Regions from separate parts of the Mus musculus genome. Here region 2 is linked to region 1. Evidence: chromatin loops called from intact Hi-C (ENCODE). Cell type or tissue: heart. All regions are shown on one strand.

The links. Peaks named below come from ENCODE experiments on the same cell type or tissue, not always from the same donor. Only the 100,000 strongest peaks of a DNase experiment are listed, where the experiment ranks them.
Region 2: it touches region 1 in a loop (4-fold over the local background); 2 of 42 quality-filtered maps call a loop at or near these places.

The regions. Positions count from the first base shown.
Region 1 is chrX:168,670,088-168,678,087 of GRCm38, forward strand. Msl3 (MSL complex subunit 3) reads right to left here and starts at 3,785. Exons shown (of 13, transcript NM_001370791.1): 1 at 3,641-3,785; 2 at 2,176-2,258; 3 at 1,708-1,803; 4 at 1,056-1,156; 5 at 133-224. The coding sequence starts at 3,742. In heart, a CTCF peak has its summit at 3,511; DNase peaks (open chromatin) are centred at 2,584, 3,444 and 3,864; H3K4me3 peaks cover 3,276 bases; H3K27ac peaks cover 2,277 bases.
Region 2 is chrX:169,089,129-169,097,128 of GRCm38, forward strand. All of the region lies in intron 1 of Arhgap6 (Rho GTPase activating protein 6), which reads left to right. Among named protein-coding and RNA genes, the nearest start is that of Amelx, 94 kb to the right of the region's middle. In heart, no CTCF peak of the experiment used is centred here; no DNase peak of the experiment used is centred here.

The DNA.
Region 1 (8,000 bases):
ACCTGAAAATTTTGCCACTACTATAGATCTATATCTATATCTATATCTATATCTATATCTATATAATTGTGCGAGTATGTGTGTGTCTGTATATCAAAGACAAAGTTTCTACAGTAAAAACATTTTTTGTACCGCTTTAGCCTTTACTTTAATACGACGCTGACGGTGTTCTTTTATCCCTCCATTCTTTTCTCCACAGCTCTCATGACAGGTGCTGCTTACTGCTACATAAAACAAAAATATCAGGCAAACTCATATTATACACTTGGACAATCCTTACAGTTACAAAATTTTTAGGTGGCACATGCACTTGATTAAGAAGAATGGTCTGTAGTTCTGCATCCATTTTAAATCCTAAACACAAATACTGTACCTTTCGGAACAGAAACTTAGTTTGATAATTATAACTCCAAATTCAATGGATACAAAAATCACACAAGCTAATGATCTGAAAGTGTTTCACCAGCTAGGATCCTATGGTTCACTGTTGGGTTCATCAGTGGTGGCAAGGCCCTGGAGGTCTCAAGAAGAAAATGATCCAAGAGGAAGGATCTGTGAAGCTTTGCTAGCAGAGATGACGGCGGTTACTGGGAAGGCTCTGCTACAGTCTGATACCCATGCCGACTGATCACAGGGACTGCAGTGTGAACTGCCTAAACCAAACGGAGTGCATATCACGAATCTGCCCCTTCACTTAGGATGGAGTTACACCTAGACCGATGAACATCACCTAGCTTACTGAATTATCATAGCTGGCTGCGTTCAATGTCCCCAGAGCACTTAGAGGAGCTGACAATTGGGGAAACTCATGGAAACAAAGCTAACCTTGTGGGAGTACTCATAGCACATGTATTTTATTGCAGAGTATACTGAAAGTGGAAGAAGAAACTTTCATACCATCCTAAAGTCAATAAAAGTCTTAAATGAGAGCCTCTGGACGGGATGAGTTTGTTTCCCTGTCTAGAATTGCAATGACTCTTTCTCTCAGTCCTAAGATACGGGAGGATGACATGAAGATGGAGTCAATGGAGGAAAAGGAAAGTCAAAACACTCACAGTTTTCGTCATTTTTAGATTTTTCTTTAACTGGCACGCTTTTTAAGACAGAGTCGACACCAGGCAACCTACAGCGCCTCTTCTTTTTTCCTGTACCTCTCCTGAAAATGACAAACAAATCAAAATAAAACTTCAAACAGGGACTTGGCATCCACAGAGGACATAATAAGCAATAATTCTTAAATACGTAGAAGATTAAACTTTAAAAACATAATGGTGTCACCGGGTGGTGGTGGCACCTTTAATCCCAGCACTCGGGAAGCAGAGGCAGGTGGATTTCTGAATTTGAGGCCAGCCTGGTCTACAAAGTGAGTTCCAGGACAGCCAGAGATACACAGAGAAACCCTGTCTCGAAAACAAAACAAAACAAAGCAAAAAACAAAACAAAACAAAAAAAACAAACAAACAAAACAAAAACAAAAACAAAAAAACAAACCATAATGGTGATTCCCCACTACCAAGTGGAAAACAGTTATTCTGAAAATGTCTGTGATTCTTTAGAGTACTTTAGAAATGCTTCGTTTATTTTAAATATGTAAGATTGCTGAAATCTGTCATATTACTTTTATATCATTAAAAAAAAAAATCCAAACCAGGAAAAAAAAAAGCCACACTAAATATAGCACTTCCATTAAAGTTTTTGTATACTTACAGGCGAGCTATTGCTTTTTTGGCCAATTTGCGCTGTAATCTCCGGTTTTCATCTGTATCGTGTAGCACATGTTCTTCAGCTGCCCATCTATCCCAACTGGTTGAAAAAGAAGAGGATGTAAACGTCAGTATTTTGAAACAAATGAAACGGATGCTAAAAAGCATCATGAAGAAGTGCCCCAGACTTGCTGACATTTTAGAAAGCTATAAAAAAAAACTTCAAAACCACCAAGAGGTTACCAATAAAGCACAAAGGGAACTCAGCTACAGCAACCAAGATTTCTAGAGATTACTCATAGATCATCCAAACATAACAGACTTTAAAGTAATCATGCCTCAGACCAGGCAAGCTTTCCAAACAAAGCAGAAGCAGGAAATTAAACTTTTCTACAAGTGTTTCTAAAACTTAAAGTTACAAAATTATCTTGCTACAAAGGCGATTAAGTCTAACTGTAACAAGTTCACTGACCTTCTGTTCCAACCATTAAAATGTATCAGATATTCTGGAATCTTTCTGCCCTTTTCGTCTTTCCCGATAATAACATCGATGATCTGAAACCAGGAAATACTACTCACGCGTGGCACAGCAAACCGAAAATTACTATAAGTTTGGTAAAAAGAACTAGATCACAGTCCCTTCTTAAAGAAATAAGAAAGTACTCATCCCTCCCCCCTTTAGATCGAGAGCTGGGTCGTAACATTCTTCAACATTTTTTTTCCTCTTCTGCCCGAGTGGTTGCCTCAAAATAGGAAACATCCGTCCAACCAACCCAGGATTGGTCTCTTGAGTTTGAGACCGGGTGAAACTTCTGAAGTCATTGGTCGGTAGATTTGTCATTAGCGAAGGGCCCAGACTAGAGAGAACAGCCCTGAGACCTCTGGGAGTTGTAGTCACCTGGGCCTTGCCTTGTCCAGTGTCTTGCCTAGCTAGCCAGAGACTTCCACAACCCTTCCCCTCCCCTTAATAGCCATGCATTCCCTAAGGTGATAGCTGGTACAAATGAAACGTATATCCTTCCATCTCCTAGCGATAGAGCAAGCTGGAGGGATAGCAATAGGAGGTAAACAGAGTTAAGGGTTTCAGGAAGAACCAAAGATACATAATCCAGCACAGACCTTGGGGTGTTCCACTGGACAGCACTGCTGAAACATGGCTAAAAACACACCTGGTGCTGCTCCGAGTTGTCTCTGCCACCAAGGACTTCACCTTGGTGGCTGGAAACACCGATGCTCGCCCCGACCCCCAGCGCGCTGAATTTTTACCTTCTTTGGGCTCTGGAGCACTTAGGTGCCCAGTCCTCCACTTAAAAACTGACAACCGCAAGATATAGCTCAGCCTGGGCTGACCAAGCTGGATACAGGCGAGATGCGATTCTTTCCTAGCTCTGTTCGCCTCCCACCAATCCTTTAGAAAGCAACAGAGCAACCTTGAGCCCCTCCCTTCCCCCCCAGCAGGACTACAATCCTAAATTTGACCAGGGTTCGGGACTGACAGCTGGGAATAATTGAGGACCAGGTTGAAGATGTGGGTGGGGAAACTGGTCAAGGTGTCCTCTACTGAGCCCATGTGGCGAGAAGCCGCGTGGGACAAGGACAGATTCGTTACAAAAGCAGAGGCCTCAGGCGACAGTCCTCCTACACCGGTCGCCGGGATTGGCGCCCAGCGCTCAAACCGCCACCCTGGCCTAGCAACCGCGCGTAAGCGACGCGACACGGCCGGAAGCGGAAGCATCACGGGTCCTTTCTAGTTAGGGAAGTCGCGCGCCCAGCACGTCTCGCCAGCGTCCCCTGTAGTCCCGGGCCGCTCCACGCAGGCCAAGGCGCGCCCTGGTGGCTGTCCAGGACTCCAGGCCACTTGTCCTCCGCTGGCCCCTTTGCCTCCCATCCCTCGAACCCAGTCCCGCATCTCCTCCCTGTTCCCCCCGCGGCGGCACCTTGGCATCGTACAGCACTCGCGCCTTGGTAGGGTCAGGCTCGAAGCACAGCACTTTCTCCCCAGAGTGGAATTGAAATTTCATGCCCTCGCTCGCGCTCATTTGCTCATCGTGGCGGAGGGCGAGGCTCCGGGGCGGGCAGAGTGCGCGCGGTGGGGGAGGACGGCCGGGGAGGCGGCGCTCCGCCACCGGGGGGGCCCGGGAGTGGTGGAGGCTACGACCGCCCCGCCCTCGGCCCCTCCTCCGGCCACCCCGCGCCACTGCGAGGACCTTGGCAGTGGCGATGGAAGCGCGCGGCCCCGCCAGGGCTTGTCCCCGCCCGTCCCCTCTGGGGCTCAGAGAGGGGTGCGGACGGGGAGCAAGATCCCTCGACCGAGGTCTTCCAGCAGACCGTTCCCTCTGGTCCCCATGGGTTAGGATTCCCGCGGTTTCCAGGCTGCGCCCACGTGTGTGCCGAGCTGTCACCCCGGGCGTGCGCTCTCTGGCCGGAGTGTGGGGATCTCTTAGGGAGAGGATTGCTCTAGGGTAGTCACCAGGCGCCGAGGAGGCTGGATGGCGTCTGCCCCCAGGAGCTGCCTGGCCGCGCGCGCGCGCGTCAGCCCCCTCGGCGGAGCTGCGCGCAGATGAGTGTGGCCACGCGAGAAGGACGCGGTGTTGGAGCTGGCCGGAGAAGGGCAGTGGCCTTGAGCGAGGGGAGGAGACATTCCGGGCAGTTAATAGAACACTGGGTCATCCTTCCGAGAGGACCAGCAGGTAGGGCCTGGAGGCCCCAGTGAGCAGCGGACAGCAAAGCTTATGGGTCCTGAAAGGGTCGTTAACACCTTACGTGTCAGCTTGCAGCACTCCTGAATTGCTCCCCCATGGTCTATCTTTAGTGGCTCAAAACCTCCTGAAGAGTGGAAGCACCATTGAGACTGCTGTTAACAGAGTGCCTGCAAAGATCGGGCGTTCATAAATACTCCCTGAATGACCGACCAGAAGACAGGAGACTTGAAGGGCAGAGCTTCAGTGACAGAGAGGGCAGTGCTGGCCTGTTTCTTCTTGAGTGCAAAGCCACTAGGCAGTGTGATTACTAGATCAAGACCTGGCTGGAAAGTTGAGCAGATGGGCTGGGAGGTTTTTAGTGAACTGTCAGATTTCCCACAGCCACTCACTCTGTTCTTGCTTCCAGAAATTTGCGTCTCCCCACCCCCACCTCCCTTCACCTGGTACAAGGTCCAAATCTCTCACACCTCCACTTGGGCACTTCCAAGAGAAAGGTCCCGCAGGAGCCTAGAGGAACCAACCATGTATCTGTCCAGTATTCCCTCCCAGAACTCGACTTACCCTTTTATTACCATTTTCTTGCTCTGCTGGAGAATGGGTTGTTCATTTGCAAGATGGCCCCACTAAGAGGGTAAACTGCTTGAACCTGGGGGTTGGGGGTGTCTAATCCAGTGTGTCATTGTATACTCACAGCACACAATAAATATTTAATGGATGAATGATCACAGATTTATGAAATCAAATCCATAAAACTCAATGGCCAACTGGATATAACTGAGGGAAGGGAAGGAGGCATCTTGGGAGTCCTCCAGGTTTTCTAGAATTAAGAGCTGAGTGAGGAATAGCTCCACTGGCCAGATAGGGCAAAGAGGAGGGCAGGTGTGAGGAAAATGGCCAGATAATGACTTGGATCTAAGACAATGAAGTCCATAAGCCAGAACTGGAACCCTGATTCTCCAGGAATGTGGATAGTAGATGGTAGTGTTCCCTGTAAATGGCAGAGGCAGCTCTGAAGCACATATCACAGCTTATCACATGTAGCCATAGCTGGAGTAGTGTGGTGTTTCCGGTTCATGAACGGAAGAGTCCACTCCATGCTCTAACCTTTGAGGAGAGGTGGGTTCCTTTTTTTCCTATTCAAGTCCATCCTTGTGTCATGGGTGGCTCTCCTTCTCTGCCTTCCTCTATAAAATCTAAGAGTGATACCTATATACAGCTATTATATACATAGAAGTCTGATATCTCTCTCTCTCTCTCTCTCTCTCTCTCTCTCTCTCTCTCTCTCTGTGTGTGTGTGTGTGTGTGTGTGTGTGTGTGTGTGTGTGTGTGTGAGTGTGTGTATGTGTGTGGTACTGGACAAGTAATTAGTCTCTGTGAGATGGTGTGTGTGTGTGTGTGTGTGTGTGTGTGTGTGTGTGGTATTGGACGAGTAATTAGTCTCTGTGAGATGCTTTTGTTATAATTAAGCAAAGAAGTGGCTCCTTTATAAGGAGTAATTAAAGCGTTCAGTGCATTCTGTGTGCATGGCTTTGTTTATTACCTTGCAAATAATGCTGGAGAAATGCTTCATGATCATTTCCTACTCATTTACCTGGTTCCTTATCCATTCATGCAATAAATATTGATTGAGCTTCCTGAGTAATCAAAGTTAGACACACTAAGCAGACTATATACGTAACTCCTGTCTTTCAGGATGGCGTATTTCAGGATGGAAGAGTACCAAGTAAGCAAGTTGGAGCCTACTGCACACCATGATAAAACTGGTGTGGTGGAATAAAGGTGGCACACATCCTCATTTTTTTCCTAGAAGGGCACGGTCACAGAAATTCTGGAAACTGAAATGTGTCTGTTGCCTAAGCCAGTCTGGAACTCTTGAACTCAAGAGATCAGATCATCTTGCCTCCGTTTGCACAGTAACTGTGGCTGCAGACTCGGCTCTGAGTGCTCCATGTCTCTTTTTCGGTTTTGTTCTTGGGTTTGCTCTTCCTGTGGCACAGAATGCGCCTCAGCTTCCGAGGCAGTGGTGAATCGTAACTAGGTTGATACAGTAGCATTCACTTAGGGATACATTTGGCACAACTGGGGAATATCGCGGACACATTGTTGCCAGGCATTGTAATTTTCTTTCCAAGGCTTCCAGGTGAGAGCAAGGCAAAGGCAAGACTGAGAAACACAGATCCAAACCAATTGTGCAATCCCCTTTCCTCTTGTAGTCATTGGGTTAGGCCTAACCATATGATCCGCTCTTAGCCAATAAGAAGTTAATGTGGAGCCAGAGCTAGTTAGGCTACTTCCTGAGCAGGACTCCAGAAGACTTAGATGGTTTGAAGTCACCCCTTCCTCTCTAGGCCCTATTTAGTCTGCTTAGGAATGTTGGTAAATGTCACAGACATATTGATATGGGGGAGTTCATCATGGTCACCGACACTCTGAGTACGAGATGGTCCATAGGCTTCTTGCTTTGTGGCATAATAAACCCTGATGCAGCTACAAATTTCCTGACCACAACTCTGCTGCAGTTTTAGAGTGACATTCTTTACATTTAGCATATCTGCACTGCCAATAACGTTAATGTGAGGCAGGTCTTCAATAATATGATACGTGTTTTTCTGTGGCTCTGCAGACAAAATTGATGGAGTAGAATGAAGAGGAAAGCTAATGACCCATTTATGTTGTGCTTTCAATAAGAATGTCCAGTTTATTCTGAAAACAAGTTTCTAGGGGCTGAGGATTTAACTCAGATAGTATAATGCTTGCGTAGCCTGTGGGAAGCCCTGGGGTTTCCTCAGCACTGCATAAACCAGGCATGATGGCTCTCACATGTAGGCCCAGCATTTGAGAGGTAGAAGCAAGATCAGGTCAACATCACCCTTGGCTACACTTCATGACAGAGGTCAGCCTGGACTACATGACATGGGCGGCCGTGGGGGAGGGGCATACAAAAAAAAAAAAAGGATCCCTGGGCCAATCCGTTTATAAAACTAAGAGCAATGGAAAGCCCTTTCAATTAGATATTTGGGCAGGGGCAGTACTAGGCAGAAGTATACTCTTAAAATGTGTTTTGTACTTAATAAATATCCTGGTAAGGTTTTATCGATCTTTTACAATGGATTCAATATTTCTTGGTTTTTGTAGATGCTTCTCAAGTCAGGAGGTATGCTAGGTAATTTTTGTCAACTTCACACAAACTAGAGTCACATGAGTAGAAGGAATCTTGAGAATGAAACCTCAGTGAAATTCCCTTCAACCCCCCCCCCCCAAACACACACCTATCTTCCACCCCCAGTCTCATGTAGACTAGGCTGACCTCTAATGTGCTATATTAGATGATTGCCAAGGATTATTGCCCGAGTCAGGCTGGTCTATGGACATGTCTGAGGGCAGGGCATTTTCTTGTTTAATGACTGATGTAGGAAGGCCCAGGCATTTGGGGGCACTGCCATCCATGGGCAAGTGGATCTGGTCTGTATAAAAACGGTAACTGAGTGGCAAGGCAGTAAGCAGCATTCCTTCATGGTCTCTGCGTCAATTCTTGCCCTTAGCTTCCCTAGATTATGGGCTTTTCTTCTCAAGTTGCTTTCAGTCATGCTGTTTA
Region 2 (8,000 bases), 420 kb after region 1:
TGAGAAAAGTTCAGTGTTACTTCCGGTTTTAAAATCATATTCTGGATACTTAAAGTCACTAAATAGCAGGCAACTGAATTAAATGGAGACATTTTTGACCCAACTTTTAAAGGGCTTGAAGATATAAATATTGCCATTTGTTGCTAAAGGATTTTATTTGTGAAATCTCATGGCACATATTTTTATAGCTGGTGTGAGTTCATAGAATTCCACACTCTCAAGAACATAATTTGTTTGCAGATTCCTTCTTGTCATCTTTGAAGGGTAGATTCCAGCTTCTGGAACGCTTTACCCTTTCCAATGCCAAGTGCAACAGTGACCAAGAAACAATGCAAGGGAACCCAAATGGCAAAATAGAGAAAAATACAGAGTATTTCGGTGCATAAATAGCACATTGAATGGAAGAAATTGTGGTAATGAAATGGGACTTCTCTGAAGCTTTTTAATACCTCTTATGTTCACCTTTAGAGGCAAAGTCTGTTTGCCATGGAGAATGGAATTTGTCATGAGCACTGTGATGGAACCATTGTTTTTATGTCATTTCTACTCACACGGTGCATGTTTTAAGAATGATAATTCATAGCAATGCATATTTTAAAAGAAAAATAGCTGGGTGTTTTCTTATTTTTATAAAAATCATCATTGCCTTTATTTTTTAAGGGCATATTTTTTTCCACAAATAATTCACTGGATATCAGCAACTCCTTTTGTACTTTAAGGGGCCAGAAATGCAGTGCTTACTCATTAGTAATGATTATTGATCTATAGTAAAGGTCTGTCTACAGTGCCTCTGGATAATACAATTTAAAACAGCTGAGTCTAACAACTGGCTTACTCATTTCTTAATGGGAGGGGTTCAAAGTCATGCATCACAGCTATGGTTTTATTATTTCAGCAGCAGGAAATTTTATTTAGTTAAGTGAGTAGAACACCAGTGACAGACTTAGACACAGTGACTAGTGGCAAGATTATTTTGTGGATGGAAGGACTGTCTGCACTATATACTCATATAACACACAACTATTTCTATTCGGTGAAATGGAGAAAAGGGCAGTTGTAACACCAGTTAATAGAAAAGATATTAGGAGAAGAGAGGGGGGTTGCACCATCTTGTAACCTCAGAAAAATAACAGAAGAAAGAAAGCCTTTGATTCATTTTTGCCCTCACTTTCTGAAACCATAAAATAAAGTAGGCTTCAATGTTCTTTTAATTTTATTGACAAATGTTAATCCTCTCTCTCTGTCTCTCTGTCTCTCTCTGTCTCTCTGTCTCTCTCTCTGTCTCTGTCTGTCTCTGTCTCTCTCTCTCTCTGTGTGTGTGTGTGTGTGTGTGTGAGATGAACATTCACTTCTGTGTGAGGAGGCCAATGGTTGGCATGTCTTCTTTGTCTCATTTCTCTCCACCTTAATTTTGAGACGTAGATTCTCATGAAACATTGAACTCAACAATTCAGTAAGACTAGCTGGCCCCAAAGGTTCCGGTATTCTATTGTTGATTTCTCAATACTAGCATTGCAGATGTTTGCCTCCATCTTTGGATTTTTACATGGGTTCTGGGGATCCAAACTCAGATTCTCATGCTTGACAGCAAGCACTACTTGGCCAACTGAGCCATCTGTTATGGGTATAGTAAAGATTTCTGATTTACATATTATTTCCTTCTTTTTGTTCTCAAAGGAGGACAACCTTAACATTATTTAATGCTGGCAGTTGAAGAGTTGCATGAAGCAAATACCAATGTTGAAGGCAGCAAGAACTTGGAGATAACATGTATTTGTGGTTCCCAGGTGAATTTATCTTAGAAGAAGGGCACATAAGCATATGGAGGCAAAATGAAAGGACTCTGGTGCTAATAAAATTCTGTCACGTGAATATGGTTTTACTGAAGTGCCAGAAACTGGGTTGTAATCACTGAGTAGTAAGATCCTTTTTGATATACCAATATGATTTGGGATTAGTTATATTTCATATATTCTATGTGAATAAATGGTTAATAAAAGAACTGAGTGACTTGCTGAGGTCAATAGCAAATTAGGGATGGATATAATAAAGTTTGAAGCTCAGTCCATTTGTACAGAGAGCCACTGCAATTATCATTCAGGCTTTGGAGCCTTTTGTTAAAGATGTTAGCAGGCTGTGGACTCCCCATCAATATTCTCTCTACTCTAACTTTATTGTCCACAGAAACCATAAGCATAACACTTCCATTCCAGTGCCTGATGGATTATTTGTACTGCTACAGCCTCTTGTACCTTTGAAGAGCAAGCCTGGACCAGGAAACTTGAAATTGGGGATGAATATCCTAATGGCTCTGCCTGGGCTAAATAAGATCTACTAAATAATGTGTCATTTGAAGGAAAGAAATCTAATATCTCTGTAGATTTTTCCTCATTATTTTTTACTCTAGTTTCTTCATAACTATATCCTTTTAAAGAACAAAAAGAATTTATTGACATTCACATGCACAAGCATAGACATGGACATGCACATCCACACAGAACTTAAAGATAAAGTTTTTTTTTTTTGAAAGGATGAGAATGCCTTCATTATCCAATGTGAAGAATGTGCTTTTTAAATGGATTTGATTTTCTGAAGCATTGTGTTTTGCTGTTTTTATCCTTTTATTAACTATAGATGGTTTTCCCATAGAATGTAATCTGAATACAGGTTTCCCTCCTTCTACTCTTCCCAATTCCTCCCCACTTCCTTTCTCATATGGATGCACCCACCCCCTTTCTGTCTCTCATTAGGAAGTACAAGCTTCTAAGGCATAACAAGAAAACATAACAAAATAAATTATAATAAAATGAAAATCATCATATTGAAGTTGGACAAGCTGGTCCAATGGAAAAATAAGCCCCAAGAGAAACACAAGAATCAGAGACCCACTTGTTAACATACTCAGGATCCCGAGTACTAACTGAAAGCTATATATGAAGTATATATGCAGAGGACCTACCTGGTGTAGGCCCATGCAAGCCCTGTGACTTCTGCTTCAGTCTCTGTGAGTGCATATGAGCTTTTCTCAGTTGTTTTAGAGGGCCTTATTCTGCCCAGCTCCTTCTGTCTCCTATTCCACGGGGTTCTCTGGACTCTGACTTTTGGGATTTGATAAAGACATCTCATTTAGAGCTGTATGTTCCAAGGACTCTCCTTGTCTTTGTCTCTGTCTCTCTGCTCTCTTTTTTCTCTCTCTGCTCCCCCCCCCCGTGTGTGTGTGTGTGTGTGTGTGTGTGTGTGAGAGAGAGAGAGAGAGAGAGAGAGAACATGTCTGTATAATGGCTGTGGATCTCTGTGTTCCATCTGCTGCACAAGGAAGCCTCTCTGATGATGGCTGAATAAGGTGCCAATGTATGAATATAACAATATCATTAGGAGTCTTTTTCTTGTTACTATTTTTTAAACCAGTAGTATTTGGGTTTGCTCTAAGCTCTGGTGCTTGGTAACCCAAGCAGTGTCAAGTATAGGTTAGAGCTCATGGGCCTAAGTAAAATAAAACATCAGTTAGTAACTCCCACAGGGTTTGTGCCACTATTGCCGTGACATATTTTGCAGGTAGGATAAATTGTTGATCAAAGGGTTAATGGTTGGATTGATGTCCTCTTTTCACTTTGGGTAAACTACAGAGTACCTTTCCATGTCATAGACACTAGAACATTAGGGTAAAGATTCTATGTAGGCACCCACTGACCTACCCATGTTCAATGAGTTGAATAGGTGTTGTCTTCAACAGTGGGGCCTTGCTGTCAGTTTGTAGATAGCTACCCATTGTCTCAGTAACAGTCTGATACCCATATCTTTTAATTAAGATTCCAATGCCCACATTCAATAAGCCAAGAGTTTTAGTTTCACATAAGAGCTAATACTGCTAGATTTTTTTGTATACACAGGAGAGTGTTGAGCAGGACATACAAGAAACTCAGCTCTTCTGTATGTAATTCATTCAGAACTCTTCCAATTGCTCCAGGTCCATGTCTTGCCTTAGTGTTAAACACATATATCACTGAAATTTCTTTGTGTCTTCCCTTTTGAAGCCTAGTGAACCTCTCAGGATTCTGTGGCTTCATCATTAAATGTTCTTTCTTCTTGGAATTCCTGGTCTTCTGATTTCACCCTTCCTGAAAATGTTTTTGATTGATTGATTGTACATGGGAAAGAAGGAAGGTAGATACATGTATCTAATCTGACATCTTGACTTAAAAATACTGATTTTCATAACTTTTTCACCTTATAAAAATTAATTGCTCATCCTAATCAACTGATTTAGTTATCATCTTCATGATACTAGTAGCATTAATAAAACTGTATTAACATTTCTTTATATTATTTTCCTCATTTTCTTTATCCTTTAATTTTAATGTTGTATATTAAGTAGAAAAACAATTTCTTTTAATATTTAAAGAGAATAACAATATGATTGCATATAAATATTCACTATAAGAATTTAAAACATATTTTTTAACAGAATCATCTGTTTAGATATTTGGGTCCAGGAAGAAAGTTTAAGAGAGAGAAAGGACACAGTGGTGGGAGGAGAGAGATAAGGCAATGAGTTTTTCTTGGGAAAAATAATGTCAAATATGTGACAAATTTTGAAAGAAACACACTAAGAGTTTTTTGTTCCCATGAGAACTGTGGAGTTGAAACTTTGTAGATGAATTCTCATCCAAAGGAAATCAAAGAAGGCTGAGTTCTATCAATATTATCTTTGAATAACAAGTTTATTTAGTAATAAAAGTCTATGTGTGAGTGTGTGAGTGTGTGTGTGTGTGTGTGTGTGTGTGTGTGTGTGTGTATTCAGCCATTGAGCTGTATGGTCTGTCAGCCTTTGTGCATTTATTTTTATCTCTCTGGAAGATTCCAATGGGACAATTTTTCTCCTTTAAAGACCCATTGGATTAGAGTGGCCCCATCTGGATAGTCCTGAACACCCACCCTTTAGGGTCCATGCATTAAGTTACACAGGCAAAGCCCCTGCTACAGGAGTTGTCAGGCTATAGGAAACTCAACTCCTTTGGCAAACTTCTATCTCCAAAAATATTTACATCACAATCCATAACAGTTACAGTTATGAAGTAGCACTGAAAAAAAATTTCTGGTTTGGGTCATCACAGCATGAGGAACTGTACTAAATTTAGGGCCTCAGCATTAGGAAGGTTGGGAACTATTACAACTATTACAATACAGGGCAACATTTTTCTGCGTTTTAGGGATTGGTATATTGATATCTTTGGGAACCGTTATTGTGACCGCCACACCATGGTTGCCAACACACAAGTTTGAGGTCTTTCTCTCCTGCACTGTTCCCCACTCTGTGACTATATGATCAAGTCTATTTTTCTCTTCTATATGTATACCTCTTTTATTTTATGTTTTCCTCCTATTGTGTGGTTTAATACCTTTTTATTTTACTCTTTTTTTCTCTCTCTCTTTCACATTTTCTTTGTAATCCACATTAGTTGGCATTTGGGACCTGTTTTGAACTTCTTTTTTATCATCTTGTTCTTTTTTCTGTAGTTGAATTTGTTTAATCACTTTCCTTTGAGGCAATTTGAACTTTTTTTTTTAACCCAGAATTAACCAATGTCTTTTTCTGTCCTTTCCCAGCTTCCCCTTTTAACCCTCATTCGCATCCAGAATTCTTATCTCTCCAGGCAGACATTGTTTAACTTTTGTGGTTATTTCAGCCTTGACTGTGCAGTTAATAGTTTGGTGAGCAAAGAAGCCATGATATTATACGTAGTAAAACAAACTACTGGTGCTGATTATCACAGCCATTCTTGTTGAGGTCCACCTGAGAAGACTCTGCACTCCACAACCAAACTTTACATCTTTTGAACCTCCACTAACATCTCATCAGGAAGCCTTGAAACCAGAAAGGTACACATTCATTAATCATACCTATATAAACTCAAAGACGCCTTAAATAACAATTAGTCAAATCAAATCTGATATAATAAAATGATCCAATATGAATGGAGTCTTTTTGTGTCAATTTTCTGACAAAAAATCAGTTACTAATAACTAAGTATTCAAAATGTAAGTACTCTAAATCATTGCTGTCTCATATTATGTATATATTTTCTGATTCTAACAAAAGGCGTGTTTTATCAAAATTTTAATGAGCATTTTTACAGAATTTTCATTTAGCAACTTTGCAGGAAATAAGCTTATTGATAATGGAAAGATAATGAGATTGATAATGGGTTATATTTGTGTATAACACAGACCTAATAATGTGTTCACAATATAATCTAGTACATTTTCTTCTCAAAGAATATGTGTGTGTGTGTGTGTGTGTGTGTGTGTGTGTGTGTGTGTGTGTGTATAAAATATGGCATTTAGCTTTTGGATTTTTCTTTATAAATTCATTCTAGAAGCATTTATTAAGCATACAAAAAGTTAATAAAATATAGACATTGTTCTTGACATGCTAGATACATTGGTAAAATAATTAGTTCTCCTGAAAGAAACCACACTGTAAAATTGGGAGTATCACACACTGATGGATATGTAGTATTTCAGCTGGCAATAAAGAAGATAGACTAGAATGATGCAGGGGAGTTGTTTGAATTGTTAAGAAGCTTTCTCAGAGGTGACATTTCATCAGAGATATGACTTAAGCAGGAAGCTGATATTTAAAGGATGAGTCAACTGCTGTTAACAGCTTGCTATCACTTAGGTTCCTGTGTGGGAAGTCAATTTAGATAGTCAGACAAAGCCCTTTTGTCAGTTAATGTGAAGAACTGGTTTGGTTTTAGTGTAAGGTTTTGTGCAGAGCCAGAAGTAACTAGAAATTAGCACATTGTAGGGAACACAAACATTCAGATTTGTTTGTTTTTTCCAATTGGACTAAACAAACATACAATTATCTATTAAATTAGAAGCTCTAAAAGTGGTATTAGATTGCCCATGCCTAAGGAGTTAAGGGAATAAATGATTGTAGACCTACTTAAAAAAAAGAAGCTCTTGTAAAATGCTAACTCCTTACAGTTTAATGGATTCTCACTAAGACACCATTGTCCAACTATAAAGTTTCATGGTGCTAGAGATACTTAATGAGCACCTTGTCCTTATTAACCCTCCTTTGAAATTTTTCTGAAATGCTAAAATTTATTTTTATTGTATTGAAAACAGATTTTTTTTTTATATTCTGTATCATGGTTATGGCTCCCCTTCCCTCTATTTCTCCCAGTTCCTCCAGACTTCCCTCTCATCTAGATCTACCCCCTTTCTGTCTCTCATTAGAAAATAATGTCTTCTAAGGGATAATTATATTATGATATGATATGATAAAATTAAAACTAACACATGGAACAGGACTAAACAGAAGGAAAATAGCAGCATGGACCATCTTATTTGCATACTCAGGAATCCCATAAAAACATGAAACTGGAAGCCATAATATATATACACAAAACAAACTTATAGGGTAAATAGAGACATAAACAAAAGTAAAATTAAATTAAATTAAAATAACTAAAAATTCATGATCATGATGATGATAAAGGATCCCCAACGTTATGAGCCAAGGAAACTCCATAGATGCTATTAAGTTTGTTTTCTGTTGTCCATTTACTGCTGAGCATGCAGCCTAACCTTATGAGTAGTTTGTTTTCCTGGTGAGACTCCATTGGAGACATATGAAGTCTATTTGCAAGTGGATATCAACTGGAGACATCTCTCAGTTAGGGACAGGGACATGTGCCCACTTTTCCTTTCAGCTCTAGAACACCATGTGCTACTGACCCTTGCAGGCCTTTTGCATGTTGCCTCAGCCTCTGTGAGTTCATATGTATCACAATCCTATTGATTTATAGGGCCTGGTCTTCTTGGTGCCCTCCATCTCCTCTGCATCTTATAATCTTCAGTAGGGTTCCCTAAGTCCTTGAGGGTAGGAATTTGATAGAGATATCTATATTAGGGCTGAGTGTTCTATAATCTCTTATTCTCTGCATAATGTCTAGCTGTGGGCCTCACTATTTGTTCACATCAGCTAA